2 separate regions of the Homo sapiens genome follow, and region 1 is linked to region 2. A link is a loop called in an ENCODE intact Hi-C map of the cell type or tissue named here. Cell type or tissue: GM12878. All regions are shown on one strand. Each heading gives the region's core, and the rest is flanking DNA. Links, peaks and the distances in the headings are about the cores only. Region 1 overlaps KLHL29 (kelch like family member 29). Region 2 overlaps KLHL29 (kelch like family member 29).

Region 1 (7,972 bases), core at 3,113-5,612, 56 kb before region 2:
CTTGGCCTCTTCCTTTCTGGATTGAAGCCTTGAGGCTGGTTGAGATGCTCTTTAGCCACATTAAAGCCATTAGTCTGGGACTGAAGCACCACAGCTTTTCCATCTTTCCAGTGACTTGGCTCTCTCTGCTGTGACCCATTCTTGGGTGAGTTTGTAGCCTCTGAGTCCAACACTGAGGTCAGTGTCTCCTCATTTCCCCAATGCTGGGCAGTATCTTATCTCATGACATGGTGAGGCCTAATGCAGAGCCATGCAGCTGGGCACCGTGGCTCACACCTGTAATCCTAGCACTTTGGGAGGCCAAGGTGGGAGCGTTGCTTGAAACCAGGAGTTAATAAAGGTCAACTTGGGAAATATAATAGTGAGACCCCATCTCTACAAAAAAAAAAAATGTTAAATTAGCCAGATGTAGTGGTACACGCCTATAGTCCCAGCTACTTGGGAGGCAGGGGCAGAAGGATTAACCTCCTGGTTAAGGGTGCAATGAGCCAAGATTGCACCACTGCGCTCCAGCCTGAGTGCTATAGCAAGATCTTGTCTCTAAGTGGTATGGGAGGGGGAAAGCTACACCTTTGTTGCAAATAGATCTGGGCTCAAACACTAGCTGGCTACCTGGACATGATGCAATCATAGGCAAGTTAATCTCTTGGAGCGTAGCTACCTCATATGATAGCATCAAGAATACCTTTGTTGTCCCATGTCTGCCTTCATAGGCCTGTTGGAGGTGGGAGGGTAATTCCTGCCTTCCAGTAACATGGACAAATTTATCCGTGTGAAAGCCAGTTTCACCTGAGGTCAGTTTCCTCTGCTGCCCCGTTTCTGGGCAGTACCTCATGTCATGACATAGATAATGCAAGTTGAGAGTGTGTGGGTGACAACTTCAACTGTTGCTCTACAGTAGAGACCTGTGGAGACAGGACAGACTGATCAGGGTGGGCTGTGGTCACTGGGGAACCTCATGAAGCAGACAGAATTTGGGGGCCCTCCAAGAGAAAAAGTATTTATGCCGGTTTCCCTCTCTCCATTCAGAAACCGTACTCTATACACCCCCGGTCCCCACCCTAAGTCCACCAGGTCACTGACAGCTAACAATTGACCTTCACCTGGGAGAGGTAAGCTTGCAAGGCCCAGCTTGGACATGCACCTGTGATTTCTAAAGGACTTCTTCTGAATTCATCTCTGAATGAGGTTGGCGGCACTGCTATGGTGTCTGAGCCTATACAGGAGCCGAGGGCTATGTAGTCATCAGAGCCTCAGTTTAGAGGCTCACATGACAGAGACATGGAGTGTGGAGCCCATCTCAGCAAGTCAGGGCCTGACGCGTTATGCCCGCTCACATGTAGGCACAGGAGACCTGGGACAGAGGAAGCGATCTGCTCCTGCCTGAAGTAGTGGGAGGGGCAGGAAGGTGCATTGCTGAGCAGAGGGACTATCTGCTGGTCCAAGGAGCCTCTGTCCGGCTGGACTGAGGCTACCCTCAGCTTCCATCTCTCCTCTTCATTCTCTAGAAGGCTCTGCCAGGTTCAGATCCTGCCTGTCCTTTGCAGCTTTGTAGGGAGCAGTCCCCACATCTCTGAGGATTGCCTGATGCAAGTTCTCGAGGTAACTGCTTCAGGGCTGCGTGGGAGTCCCCAGCTGACTTGACCATGTGCTCCTGTGGAAAATGATCACCTCACCTTTTATTTATATTCTGTTGTTGATTTTCCTCTAAGGATCTAGGCCAGTGCTGGGCACATTTTGCACTTTCAACAGTCGAGGGGCAGAAAAAGAGAATTACCATACCTGAGGCTTGCCAGTCAGGGGCAGAGCCAGAACTGGAATCCCAGCAGCCCAGACGTGGGAAGAGCATCGAGGACCGGCAGGAGGAGGGGATGGGAGGGCCGTCTGGGTGAGGGGTCATCTAAGAGCCCAGTGCTGTTTCACACTGTCCCGGGTGGAAAATGCAAACCCTGTGGATTTTCACCCTCTCAGTGTTGACTATTGTCCTATGGAAATAAGGGTGATTTCCTAAAATGTGTGGCTCAATAAAGGATTCCTTCACCGGGGTGTGAAATGACTGTGCATCTGAATCTGAGCCAGAAAAGATAAACTTTGCTCCATTTTCCCACACACCGGATTAGAATCTTTCCAGGACACTAACCTAGTGTGTGCTTATCTAGGTCCTTGGGCCTAGGGGCCCCTGGTGAAAGCCCAGGCCATGCAATCCGAGTCCCAGCGCCCCCATCCTTCCCCCTCTCTCCCGTGGGTTTGTATCTCCCTGGCATCCCCCAGCAGACTGCTCTGCCCAGCTGTGAACTGAACAGCCTGGCTTGTCTTGGGGCAGAACCTGTCCTCACAGGTGTGTTTGGGCACTGCAGGAGGGTTGGGGAAAAGTGGTGTAAATAACCCTCCTTGCCTTTCTGCTGATGAGAAAACCATGGGAAAAATATAAAACATTTCTATGGATATTGAGAACAAAGTTTCTTCAGTGATTTCACTGTAAGTTTGGTTATTTGAGAGAATAGTTTTTAATTAATAAGGAAACTTAATTAATACATGTGTGTCCCTGATTTCTTATATATGTGTGTGTATATATATGTACATATACATATGTATCCCTGATTTCTTTAAATCTATGTATGTGTATATATCTTATATATCATATATAATCTTATATGTGTATGTATATATATCTTATATGTATATATACATATAGTTTTCACTGTAGACGTACTATACTATATATATAGTGTACACTATAATGTCAAGTATATGAAAACAAAGAACATAGATAAAAAGGCTGAAAATGTGCCATAATATTAACAGTGGTCATCTTTCTACCATAACATTTTCTGGTTTTTAAAATAATAAGCGTATTTTTCATATTGGGAAAGATAAAAATTTACCTAACAAGGCAAAAGAATTAACTATCATAGGAAAGTTAATTTTGCCATGCCCGTCCCCATCCCATAGTGAGCAGTATGTGTTTACGTCCATGCTGACATTAAGACTGATGAAAACAGAAAAAGGACAGGCCGCCATGTAGAAGAAATTTTTAAACTACCAGTTTTTAAAATGGGAAAGGAACCAAATGGTTTTGTATAATCCCATATAAAAATGTCCCTCATAATGAATCTCAGACTCACCTTAAAGGAATAATTCTCAGGATTCTCTTCCATGCTGGGGCTCCAGTAAGAGTCAAGATTTGGGGCTTTCTTAAAGCAGGCTTCAAACCTTAAAAGCATACCTTATTGAATGCCAGTGCCAGCATTCTCAAATAACTGTGCCCCCAAGTGGTCACATGTACCTGTAAATTACATGCAGCAAAAAGGTGCAATTAACCAGGTCCTGGACTGCAGAGTTTGCAATTTATTAATAATAATGATGATGAAAACAATAATACATCCAAAAGAGAAAAGAAAGGGGAAGATGAAACCCAAAGAGAGAGAGAGAGAGTGTGTGTGTGTGTGTGTGTGTGTGTGTGTGTGTGTGTGCAGGCGCAAAAGACAGGGAAGAATTTTCTCAGTGTTTATTTTTGCCATGCCTCTCCCAGAAAAAGAGCGTGTGTGCGTGTGTGTGCATATGTGTTTGCATTTGAGGAGGGAGGCCTGGCCAGAAGAGGTGGGGGGTAGCTGTGGGCAGAGCCCTCCCAAGAATTCTGGAGACTTTGCATCCTTTCTCAGGAGCAATCCTCGATGCCTTTGACTGCCTACTTCTCTGCAGCGGTGGTTCCATGATAGTCTCCTTGGCAGCCTGCCAGAGGCTGTAAGTGTACAGAGAATTGTGTTTTAATAGAAGGCTTTACCTCTGATACAGATTTAAAATGAGGAAGAAACTTTCTGTTCCTCAGCCAGAACGAAATGCGTTTTGCTTCCTGTGAAATGCTGGTGATTACAAGCTCATCTTACATAATTTTATTATTTTCAATTGCTGCCCGTCAATCTCAGGTGATGGTTCCCTGGGAGCAGAAAAAGAGGCAGATTCTGGGCGATGACTATTAAAAAAAAAATCACTCAGTCATTAGCAAATCGTACAAAAATTTAGAAAGGAGAATAATTATCTTTGTGATGATGCTGTTTAAGATAATCAGAACTTGCATTGCTAAGTTAGACACGCCGAAGTGAATTGAGGACTGTTTAATGGCCTCTTAGAAAATGTATTTTTGCTTTAACAAAGCATTGATGTTTGAGATTTAAAAAAAAGAAATCCTTTAAATCTCGTGAAGGAATTCTCTGGAATAACCACATTTTCAGAAATCCGTGACATGATCGAGGTGGTCCACTGTCACGCCCACAAGAGGGCATTTTCTCATCAACTACTGTAAAAACGATTTGTTTTCTAAAGGGAAGCTGAGAGGCCTGGGGGAAGGAGAGTGTTCTGCAGAGCAGGAAGTGGAGAGCTGCTTGCAATTGAGTTGTATGTATGCTTCCACTTAATACGTCCTGCCGAGCCTGTAAGCCAACACTTCCGGCCAGGAATCTGCCCTCTGTGTTTACCTACTCTCTTTTTATGTCTTATTCCCAGAATGACTGGGGACCAAAGGAATCCTTTGCAGGAGTTTTCTCCAGACAGACAGTTCCACATGCTAGTATATTGTCGACCCCATCCATAACTTCCATGAAACTTGAATCTCATATTTTAAGACACCTTCTCTAGGTCCAAGTTCTTTCCTTTATGTATGTTACACATATTTGTTGAGTACCTACTGTGTGTCAGCTTGAGCCAGACTCAGATCCTGTCCTCGTGGAACACACATCCTCCACAGGAAGACTTGGCATAAAAAAGGAGAACAAATACTGGAGTATGATTTAGATAATTATAAATGTTATAAGGAAAAATAACTGGGATAAGGAAAGGTAGCTATTTTAATTGGATAATTAGGCATACTTCTCTCATGCATAACAAATATTCTAATTTTGTTCAATCCATACCAATATTGTTTGGATTATAAAGGTAATACCTTTTTTTCAACTCCATTTTTTCTAAAAAAGTTAGTTATATTGTTTATTATTTTACGGACCATGAAACATGATGGAAACCGGGGAATTGAGATGTGGCCAGTTGTTAGTTTGTAAAATGACATTTAAAAATTACCATCTACTCATCACCTCATCATTTGACAAAACAATGCATGTTTTAACACCAAAAAGTAGGAAAGATGTAATCCCTGAATAGAGGGCAGTTGAATACGTTTAGTGTTTTGGAAAATTTGCTGCATTATCTGAGGTTTTCTCCTTTTCCATGGCCTATGAGAACTTCATCAGGGACTGGTTCTGGTCAGGGGCTGGCATCCAGTTCCACAGATCCTGCTGATGACATTGTCCATGCCTTCCCCAACCATGAGGACCAACAATGTTGGCACCAGTTCTGCAAGCTCAGCTCCCAACCACAACACACAAGACTCGAGCAGGAGATGGTTTGCTCCCCATCCTAGGGGTTCTAGGATACTTGGTAAGGAGCTCAGCCCAAGAGCTACAATGCCGTTGTGAGAGTTTCTGAAGCCAGGAGTCAAGGCTTTACTTTGAGCACATGGTTTTGGAGGTCAAGCAGAATGGGCTGGGCAAATCCAGGAAGGCTTCATGGGGGAAATGAATTTTGAACTTGGCCTTAAAGGATGGGTAGGTGTAAGGAAGAGGGTTGTAGGATTATAGTGGGTGATATACACATTTTTGAAAGTTAATGTGGAACAGGTTTTGGTAGTAAAAGGCAACATCCATTGTGTAAAATGTTCAGGTATAACAACAAAGTAATAATCTCTAATAAATATATTGTCTAGGCTGAGCGTGGTGGCTCACGCCTGTACTCCTACCACTTTGGGAGGCCAAGGCAGGCGGATCATTTGAGGTCAGAAGTTCGATACCAGCCTGACCAACATGATGAAACCCCGTCTCTACTAAAATACAAAAATTAATCGGGCATGGTGGCGGGCACCTGTGATCTCAGCTACTCGGGAGGCTGAGGCAGGAGAATCACTTGAACCCAGGAGGCAGAGGTTGCAGTGAGCCAAGATCACACCACTGCACTCCAGCCTGGGCGACAAAGCAAGACTCCATCTCAAAAAAAAAAAAAAAAGAAAAGAAAACACACATATTATCTAGAGATGATTGTTAATATTTTATCATATTGTCCTCCAGTCTTTTGCTTTGCATTTTCACATTAGTTGGGACCATGTTGCACATGAAATTTTGCATCTTGCTTTTTTACTTTAGTATACAACACACATTGCCTCATGTAATTGAAAATTACTCTTAAACATCACTTCCGGATGGCTTCATTTATCCCATCCTGCCTGCATGCCATTCCCATCAGATGTATTTTTTTTCCTACTGTAACTCTCTGGTGGATAGTTCTTTTTATATCATTTTGGTTCACAATTTCGGTATCACACACATCTGCCAAGGTCCAGCTCTGAGGGTAATATTGAGCCTGTCACAATATCCACCCTGGTCTCTATCTGTGCATGTCAAGTGAAGATAATATACCAACCTCATGGGGTAGATATGAGACTTATGTGAGATCATGTTTGCATAGAGTTCTAGAAATAGAATTACCAAGGTTTGATCTCTTTAAAATTATGTAACTTTTCAATTATAAAAGTAATGTTCTTTATGGAAAATTTTAACAAAAGAAAAACCATGCAAATTTCATCACCCAGAGATAAAAAAACAATTAACATTTTAGAATCTATTATTTGTCACTTTGTAGCAGAATTGGGATCGTACTATATATATCATTTTCTTTCCTGCTTTTTTTCCTCTTAACCTTGCATTGCTTCTCCCTTGTCATTATTCATTTGGAAACAATCTTAAAAGACCATGTTTCATTATATTCTGTTATATTAATGTGTCTTATTTAACTGTTTCCTTTTTGCCATTTAGATAATTCAGTAATTTGCTACTATAAATAACGTTGCAATGAAATACTGATGAACAAATCTGTGGACATTTTGGGTTACTTCTTTAGGATTAATTCCTGGAACTGTATTTACCAAGTCAGAGGTGGAGCAGCATGTGAATACTCACTTTACCCTATTCTATCCTATTATAATTTTTTTTTAATCTTAGTCTGTTAGGTAGGTGAGTAATGGTATCTCGTGGTCTCGGTTGCGTTTCCTTGATTACCAGTGGGTTGGAGCATTTGTTTCTGTGTATTGACGTACCTGTCCTCTGTTTGTCCTTCTATTTATATTCATCTTTTTTCTTATTGATTTTTAAGAGCTCTTTATGCATAAGAGGATATTAACCTTTTGGTATAATGTTGGAAATATTTTTTCAGTTTGTCATTTGAATTCTAAATTCATTTATGGTTTCTCGGTTGTATAGATGCCTTTACTTTGCTTATACGAATCATCAACGTTTTTGTTGTTCAGTGTTTCCTCTTGTTTTTAGGCTTAGAAAGCCCTTCCCCATCCTGGCTTTGGATATCTGCGCAGTTGCATTTTCTTCTAATTGTTTTGCAATTCATTTTGCAAATTCAACTTTTTATCAGGTTTTCTCATTTTGCTATAAAATATGATCGGAATTTAACTTTTTCTTAATAGTCATTTAATTCTTCCATTTGCGTTTAGTGAATGATCTTTCTGTCCTCCCTGATTTGAAATGCTACCTCTCATACATTAAATTCTTTGTTGGGTTTTTTGTTGTTGTTGTTGTTGTTGTTTTGAGACGGAGTTTCTTGTCATCCAGGCTGGAGTGCATTGGTGCGATCTTGACTCACTGCAACTCCACCTCCCGGTTCAAGTGATTCTCCTGCCTCGGCCTCCTGATAACATTAAATTCTTGTATAGACTAGAGGGTGTTTCCAGGCTGTTTATTCTGTTTCATTCAAACTTAGTTCTATACCACACTGTTTCAAATGCTGAAGTTTTCATTTTGTGTTTTAAAATCTGGTAGTACAAATCATCTTCATTATTATTATTTCCCAAAATATTTTTGGCTACTATGTCTGACATATCTTGTATAGCCCAGAGGAAATTTAGAAGCATTTCACGCTA
Region 2 (7,972 bases), core at 1,761-4,260:
CAAGGTCCCTGCAGTCAGATGAAAGGTCCCCTCCTTGCCTGGCAAGACCTATTATCTGGGACTCTAAAGAAAACGTAAGGCCGGGCGCGGTGGCTCACACCTGTAATCCCAGCACTTTGGGAAGCCAAGGCAGGCAGATCACGAGGTCAGGAGATCGAGACCATCCTGGCTAACACAGTGAAACCCTGTCTCTACTAAAAATACAAAAAATTAGCCAGGCGTGGTGGCGGGCACCTGTAATCCCAGCTACTCGGGAGGTTGAGGCAGGAGAATGGCATGAACCAGGGAGGCGGAGCTTGCAGTGAACTGAGATCACGCCACTGCACTCCAGCCTGGGCGACAGAGCGAGACTCTGTCTCAAAAAATAAAAATTAAAAAAAAATAAAACGTAAGGATGCCTGCTCCTGGGGAAAAGCGTGAGGGTCAGCATGTCAGTAACAGTGCTATAGGCGTCAGTGCACGTCTGCAGGTGGCCGGCGTTGCCCCAGAGAGGGCCCGTTTGAGTCACTTACTCAGCAGACACCAGGGACCTACTGGAAGCTCATTTATTCAGCTTGCCCACTTGCTCATTAATTTAACACATTTGTATTGAATGTCTGCTTTCTGCAAGGCACTGGTGCTCCCACTGGAGCTGGGCTGGCAGACTGTTTCTATAAAGTAAGTATTTTAGGCTTTGAGGGCCATTTTGTCTGTTGCAACTACTCAACTCTTGTAGAACAAAAGCAGCCATAGACAATACATAAACACATGGGTGTAGCCTTGTTCCAGAAAGACTCTATTGACAAAACCAGCTGCATTTGGCCACAGGCTATCGCGTGCTGGCCCCTGGACTATGTACAGAGGTAATCCTCTATCTACATAGAGCTTATGCTCTAGGCAAGGAAGACAAGAAATTAATCATATAATCACAAACATAAATTATAATTATGAACACGTGTTCTCATAGCTCTACAGCCAGGATGGTATGTGGCAACCTCACGTCAAGAACTGCTTCCCTCAAGAGTTGCTGCTTTTGTTGGCATCAGAATCAGCATGAACCAGGTGAAGAGAGAGAGGAACCAGCATGTGGAAACACCCTGCAGTACAAGTGCAGCATCCCAGGAATGGAAAGAAGGCCAGTGGTCATAGCGGAGAGGAGAACGGGGACAGGGGTGAGATGAGGCAGGAGAGGACATGCAGCTGGTGCATGCATGGTCTTGGAGCCATGCTGTGCCTCCAGTCTTTATCTGAGTCTAATGGTGAAGGCTAACGCAGAGGAGAAACAGGATCGGATTTGCACTTTGCTGCAACATGAAAGCAGATTGGGGAAGAGCAAGCAAGGATTCAGGAGAACCAAGTGAAAAGACTATTGCAAGAGAGGACAGTGGCAGTGGGGAGGTGAAGAGAAGTAGCTGGAGGTAAGAGGTATGTCGAGGGGTCATAATGGGCTGGGTATGGAGGGAGAAAGCCTCCACAGGATGGCTCCTAGGTATCAGGGTTGTGCCTGATTAGATGGTTACATCTAGATATAAGATGGTTGGTGTGCTCTATTCTGAGACAGGAAGCACTGGAGAAGCCCAGAGTTCTTTGCTTTGATTTGTTTGGGTGAGAGGAAGAGGCATGATCAGTCTGAGTTGCCTTTGAAACATCACATTAAAGGTGTCAGATAAGTAGGTGAGATGTACAGATCCGGAGCTCAGAGGAGAGGTGGGACTGGAGAGAATATGTTTTGGAGAGTCATCAGCATATGGAGAGTGATTGAAGCCTTGAGCATGGATTAGATCATCCAGGGGAAGAAGAGAATGGAGTAAAAAAAGAGAAGAGGGCCTGGCAAAACATCTTCTAGGAGCTCTGATGTCTAATAGCCAGGGAGGCAGGGGTGATTCGGCAAAATGGGGAAATGACGACCAATGAAGCAGGATTAAAAACAGGAGATTGTTGTGTTGTGGAAGCAAAGGGAAGCAAGGGCTTCAAGCAAGACTTGCATTCAGCCTGTATGCGCAGGCACAGTGAGACTGGCCACGGATGCCCAGTGACCATTCTGACTTGTCGGTGCATGCACTGTGATAGTGGTTAGTGCCCATGCCACATCAGTTGTTAAACTTGATTTTCATCCCTGCTTTCAAGGAGTGGCCACCAGTGTTGAAAGCTTCTGGGATAGCACACAAGATAAAGAGTGGAAACCGTCCATTGGATTTAGCACCATGGAGGACACTGGTGACCTTAACAAGAGAACTTTGGATAGAGTGATGGGCTAAGGGGTGAATGGGAGGTGAGGAAGTTGACAGGAGGCCTAGGCAGCCTTTCCAGAAGTTTCACCATGAAGCAGAGGAGCTAAGCAGGACAGGTAGAGGAGAAGCTGGAAGGGTATCCTGGAGTCAAAATTTTACTTTCAAATGTTGAAATGATGAGAAGTATTTGTTCAACATACCTACTGTGTATTTATTCAGTTAGCAAACTGTGTATCTCATTCATTTATTCATTACTTGATCCAACATGCCTATCTCAACCTTGAGTAGGATATTTATTATGAGCACTAAATTTATTTTATTTCATTTCCTTCTTTCCTTGTCAACAGCCATTTATTGAGCATGTATTATTTGCCAAGTACTGGACCAGGTCCCAGTGATAGAGACATGAATAAGTTATAGCCTGTGTGTTCACGGGGCTTATAGTTTTTTCTAGTGCAGTGGTTCTCAACCAGGGATGATTTTGTTCCTTTCCCCATCCTAGGAGACATTGGGCACTTATCTGGGAACTTATCTGGAGATATTTTTGTCATGATGTAGGGGGGAAGGGATGCTACTGGCCTCTAGTGGGTGGAGGCTAGAAATGCTGCTAAGCATCTTAAAATGCACAGAACAAGCCCATTACAAAGAATTATCTTGCCCCAAACAAGAATGGGGTGAAAATGGCTAGATTAATATGTGCATGTGGTAACTACAGGAGCTCAGAGGATGAGCACTTGGACACACAGTGGAGCTGGCCAAGCAGAAGATGAGGGACAGACAAGACAGGTGGAGGCCACAGGTGTGGAAAGGCATGGAGCCGTGAAGGGAGCATCGTGCAAACTCAGGAGCTTCCCGTGAAGGGAGCATCGTGCAAACTCAGGAGCTTCCCGTGAAGGGAGCATCGTGCAAACTCAGGAGCTTCCCGTGAAGGGAGCATCGTGCAAGCTCAGGAGCTTCCCGTGAAGGGAGCATCGTGCAAACTCAGGAGCTTCCCGTGAAGGGAGCATCGTGCAAGCTCAGGAGCTTCCAGCAGTTCCGGGCAGAGGCACCGTGACTGATAAGGGCGGAAGTTTGCAGAGTAGCTGTGGCCATAGATATCATACCAAGTATCTTGGATTTTGTGTCTGCGCTGAGAGGCCACTAAAGGATTTCAAATGAGAGGAAACCAGATTGGTGTCTTAGAAAGATCGTCCCGGTGGCTGACAAAATCAAACAATAATCACCAACATCTGTTAAGAATCAAATCTGTGTCCAGCACTTTTTTGAGTACTTTATTGTATTATCCTGTTTAGTCTCCCAGCAACCCAATGGAGGAAACACTCTTGTTATCCCCATCTCACAGCTGAAGAGACTGAGGCAGAGGGGTCGGGTAGCTTGCTTGACATTACGTGAGTAGTAACTGCAGGGCCAGGATGTGGCTCCCAGACTGGGCGTATAAACAAACATGAGATGCCCTGTGGTTCTTTCTGTCTCCTACTTTGGGTCTGAGCTCTGGGACTAGATTTGAGCAGCCACAGGATCTCAATTCATAATTCATGTTTCAACACTTTTGCAGCTGCTCTAAAAATTCTATGCCTCTAGCCTTAAAGAGTACGGCTTTGAGGTAACCACTTCTTGTTGATTAGGAGTTCTCGCGTAGCTGTTAATTTTTCTAGGTGCTCTGGCTGAAATGCCCTATCGACAGAGAAACACTTGAGTGAATTGTGCTGATGGGAAGTCAAATTCACTTTTTGCTGCCTAAGCCTTTTAAATGGACCCGGTATCCATACGTGACCCCTCTACCTTGTATGACTCGCTCTGCCTTCTCTATCAGCTACTTCACCCCACTATCCAGTGTACCCCTTCTTTATCTTTGCTGGGGGGGCAGGGGGGCGGGAAATAGATGACTTTGCCTAATAAAATTTAAAGTAGATCTCAGTGCACAAAGCTGCATCGTTAGCCAGCGATGATCCTGCTTTTCAGGGTTTTTAATTGCGGTGGTTCCCTGCTCTGCATTAGGAGCCCTAATGAGAAGTGACACCCGCTTCTGACCCAGGACTGATGGCCCCTAGGGAGAGGGAAACTGAGGTTCCCAGGTATTAGTTTGGTGCAAAAGTAATTGCGGTTTTTGCCATTTTTTTTTTTTTAATGACAAAAATGCAATTACTTTTCCACCAACCTAATAGAAGGGGCTGCACCTGTGTTCCTTCCACCCATGAGAAGAGATTTTTGTCTGAATCTCAGCTGCTGAGGGAGGCAGGTGACTGACAGGTGGGACTCAAGGATGACTCCCACCTGGCAAATTTCAGCAGCACTCCTCCCATTTGGAAAGAAGAGCCCAGACACATTTTTATATGTATGTAGGCTTTTAAATACATGTGTCTCTCTCTTTTTGAAAACATTGGCAGAGTTCTGGCAAAGCATAGGAAATGCTACCTGGTCTGTGATCTGGAGGGAGCTCCCTCCTGAGAGGAAACAGGCTCTGTCTATGCTACACTGGATGGCTGGCCTAGCCTGCTGCCGGTGGGTTCTTTGAGGCTGGTCTATCACCTGTGAGTTCACAGCCCCAAATGATCCCCAACTGACAGAAAGAGCCCCAGGCTGTGGCCTCTGTCACTAGGGAGTCTGGAGGGGCAGCCAGCTCTGATTTCTAGGCTTCTTCCTATAATGATTCCGTGGTAGGACAGAGAATTCTCTGGGCTTCCGTTTTCTCATCTGCAAAATATAGGGGTTGTTGGACTGAAGACCTTCTAGTGTCCCTAGCGGCTTTGACTGGTGGATTAAATCAGACCTTTGACAGGATAAGGACTGCCCATCAGTGCTAAGAAATTAATCTTATGCCCAAACATAAGGCAGTTCCCCACTTTCCCAAAGAAAAGCTTTCCAAAAACTTTTTAGCCAACCTGAATATATTAAATTTTTTTGAATATAGATGCAACAAAAAAGTATACTTACAATGTTTAATTATTTTAGTTTCAAATGTTAAAAATTACAAACTATATAAAATGCTAACCGGGCATGGTGGCTCACACCTGTAATCCCAGCATTTTGGGAGGCCAAGGTGGGAGGATTGCTTGAGCCCGGGAGTTCGAGGGCAGCCTGGGCAACATAGCAAGACCCCATCTTTAATTAAAAAATAAATAAAAATAAAATGTTAATTTAGAAATATTTCCACTTATATTTCATGAGTAATTATTCAAACTTGTTCTGGGCAGCTTTGCCTCCCATGTTTTTTTTTCAGTGTAGTTTTTTTTTTTTTAATCACTAGAGTGACTTTTTGAGTCCTCTGACAATTTTTTGGAACGTCATGGCACTTTTTGAATGTGAGGATTAGACCTTCCCTGGGAATTCTATCCCAAGTTGAAGCAGGTGTTTTTGGCTTTTTTTTTTTTCATTTGGTTTATAGGTAAATATTCACAGTCTCTTTGCAATAATTTGTTATGATTCTTGTTAAAGTGACCTTCAAAAGTCTGTTTATAATAACATACAGACACTAAAATTTATACTACATCATATTTGTGTTAATTAGAGTCTTCTTACTGATACAGAATCTATCAGTGGATATATTCGATATCTTGAATAGAAGGCAACACCTTGTTGAGGGCTAATGAGGGAGGAGGGAAAAGATGGCATAGACAAAAAATTTTACTGTACAAAATTCTCATTTAAAACCCCTCAGCTTGTTATATTGCACGTATAAGCATTTCTGTAGTGGCTGTTTGGTAGCCTATGTCTGTGAATGTAGGCAGAGGTCTCTTGATGGAGCCCAAAGACAGAACACCGGGTCTTCTGCTGAGTCTTTTGGGCCCCGCAAGAACTCTGACCAACATCCTTCACCACTTTCCAAACACAAGGAGCCGTAAGCCCCTTCTGACCACCTTTCTGCCAATCTGCTGTTGGGCTTTTGTGTAGTTTAATGAGCATAGAGTCATTTGGAAATATGCACTGCGCTTCACAAAAAGAAAGAGTAATATAATCAGAAATGATTATATTTCAGCACTTCAGCACTATTGCTACTATTAATGTCCATTATCACTGTATTACCTGAAATGTGTTTAACAATCACAGTCACTAATCAAGGTGCCTGTCCTGGAAAATGTGTATTCTCTCCATCTGGATCACACTATGTATTGTGCTGTTACTGTTTTAAATTTTTTTCAGATAATTGGAACCTGCTACTTCATACTTTGAAAAGTAATGTAGCGGGTGAAGCCCTGAGAGGTTCAAAGCCTATGCTTCCATCAGGGAAATAATGCAATTTCCATGCAAAATGATTATAATATTATTCAGTGATTACATGGGGGTGGAGGGTAGTCTGTTTTTGTTAGACTTTTGAAAGTGGCAAATTGAATTCCATCCAAGTAATCAGAGGTTATGAGTTTCCAGCACAGTGTGTTTGCACTTGTTGGAGGCTCATTTCCCCAGGGTCTCTGCAAGCCCGGAGCCCCCGGAGCCCCCAGAGCCCTTGCTGACCACTTGGGACAGACGTGAAGGGCCAGGGAATTAATTCCCCGCCAGCAGCTTTCAGCCCATGATAAATGGGAGGTGGAGGAAACACTCCAGCTGCCTTCGGGGGGGATAACTCTGAGACCCCCTCCTCCCTGTCTCCCACAGGTCCCCAGTGGGTGAGATTGGCCCCACTTGCCTGCTCATTTGGAGCAATCTGTGTTGACTTCCTTCACTCCCTCCCGTCCCCACTCCCCTGCCTAAGCTTTCTGAACCACTGTTCAAACAGAACACTAGCCTCAGATCCTCATCTAGGTTCTGCTTGACAAGAGAGGCACACGTGGCCTCCCCACTTTCCCCTTCCCCTTTTTGAGGGCATCCAGGGGCCTCTCTGGATCCTTCTTTCCTATAACCCATTTTGTGGAGGGTTCTTGGCAGCACCCAGAAGTATTTGTGTTTTAAGGCATCGTCATTCTGAAAAATGAAAAGTCTGAACATTTCTTATGGTCAGGAAGTTGATGGGTGTAATTTATTTTTCCCACCTCTTCTCTTAATTATTATTACTCCATTCAAGTGAGACAAGATGATTTAATCCAGGCTGTATTTAAAATGCCCATAATCAATGCTCTCATTCTGAGCATGTATCTATGTGCTCTTAGATAATTTATGTATAATTTTAATAGATTCGTCAACAGCAGCCCTTCCTCATCTAAACAGGCTGCTTGCAGACAGATCGCTTAATTTGCTTCTCAATGTTATTTTTCATACATGGTTGCTGCACGGCCGACAGATAGTAGATGATCCCATTACGAACACATTTGACACGGCCTCTACTGTGGGGATGAGCAAACTCGAGGTCTCGTACTGTGGCAGGCAGGGTATGGCCCCCTCTCACTCAGAAGGGTCAGATCCCAGAGAACAAAGCCACCAGGAAGGTGCTGAAGCTAGTCCTGGCAGCGTTTGGGTGCTGATGGGAGCCCTGGCATCCTGCTAGAGCAAACAGGAGGCTGTCAGTGCTGCACCCATTTTCCAGCCAGGGCATCACCTGCTCATGCCTCTCACCTGCTCACGCCTCTCACCTCCTGCCTCTCTGTGTGTGAGGGCACCTAGCAGGCAGGCTGGAGGTGTGGGGGCATTCATACTGCAGAAACAGCCCTCTATCAGCAAGAGGCAGGAGGCAATGCATAAATACCCCGGCTTCCTCGCCTCATCGTGAGACAATTTCAGGTGCACTCTGCACGACTCTCAGAGGGTTCCCAGCAGGACAGAGCCCCAGCTGGCCCCAGCAGTGACCCCATGGCAAAAGCGTCCTCAGTTGGCTTTTCTCCTGTCCTGTC

The links. Peaks named below come from ENCODE experiments on the same cell type or tissue, not always from the same donor. Only the 100,000 strongest peaks of a DNase experiment are listed, where the experiment ranks them.
Region 1: it touches region 2 in a loop (3-fold over the local background); 4 of 110 quality-filtered maps call a loop at or near these places.

The regions. Positions count from the first base shown.
Region 1 is chr2:23,400,293-23,408,264 of GRCh38, forward strand. All of the region lies in intron 1 of KLHL29 (kelch like family member 29), which reads left to right. Among named protein-coding and RNA genes, the nearest start is that of LINC02923, 17 kb to the left of the region's middle. RefSeq lists an enhancer at 4,061-4,642. In GM12878, for the core only: CTCF peaks have their summits at 3,262 (motif pointing left) and 4,270 (motif pointing right); a DNase peak (open chromatin) is centred at 4,249; H3K4me3 peaks cover 1,214 bases; H3K27ac peaks cover 1,164 bases.
Region 2 is chr2:23,457,654-23,465,625 of GRCh38, forward strand. The region is part of intron 1 of KLHL29 (kelch like family member 29); the gene reads left to right. All of the region lies in intron 1 of LOC124907741 (a long non-coding RNA gene), which reads right to left. Among named protein-coding and RNA genes, the nearest start is that of LINC02923, 74 kb to the left of the region's middle. In GM12878, for the core only: a CTCF peak has its summit at 2,801 (motif pointing left); a DNase peak (open chromatin) is centred at 2,810.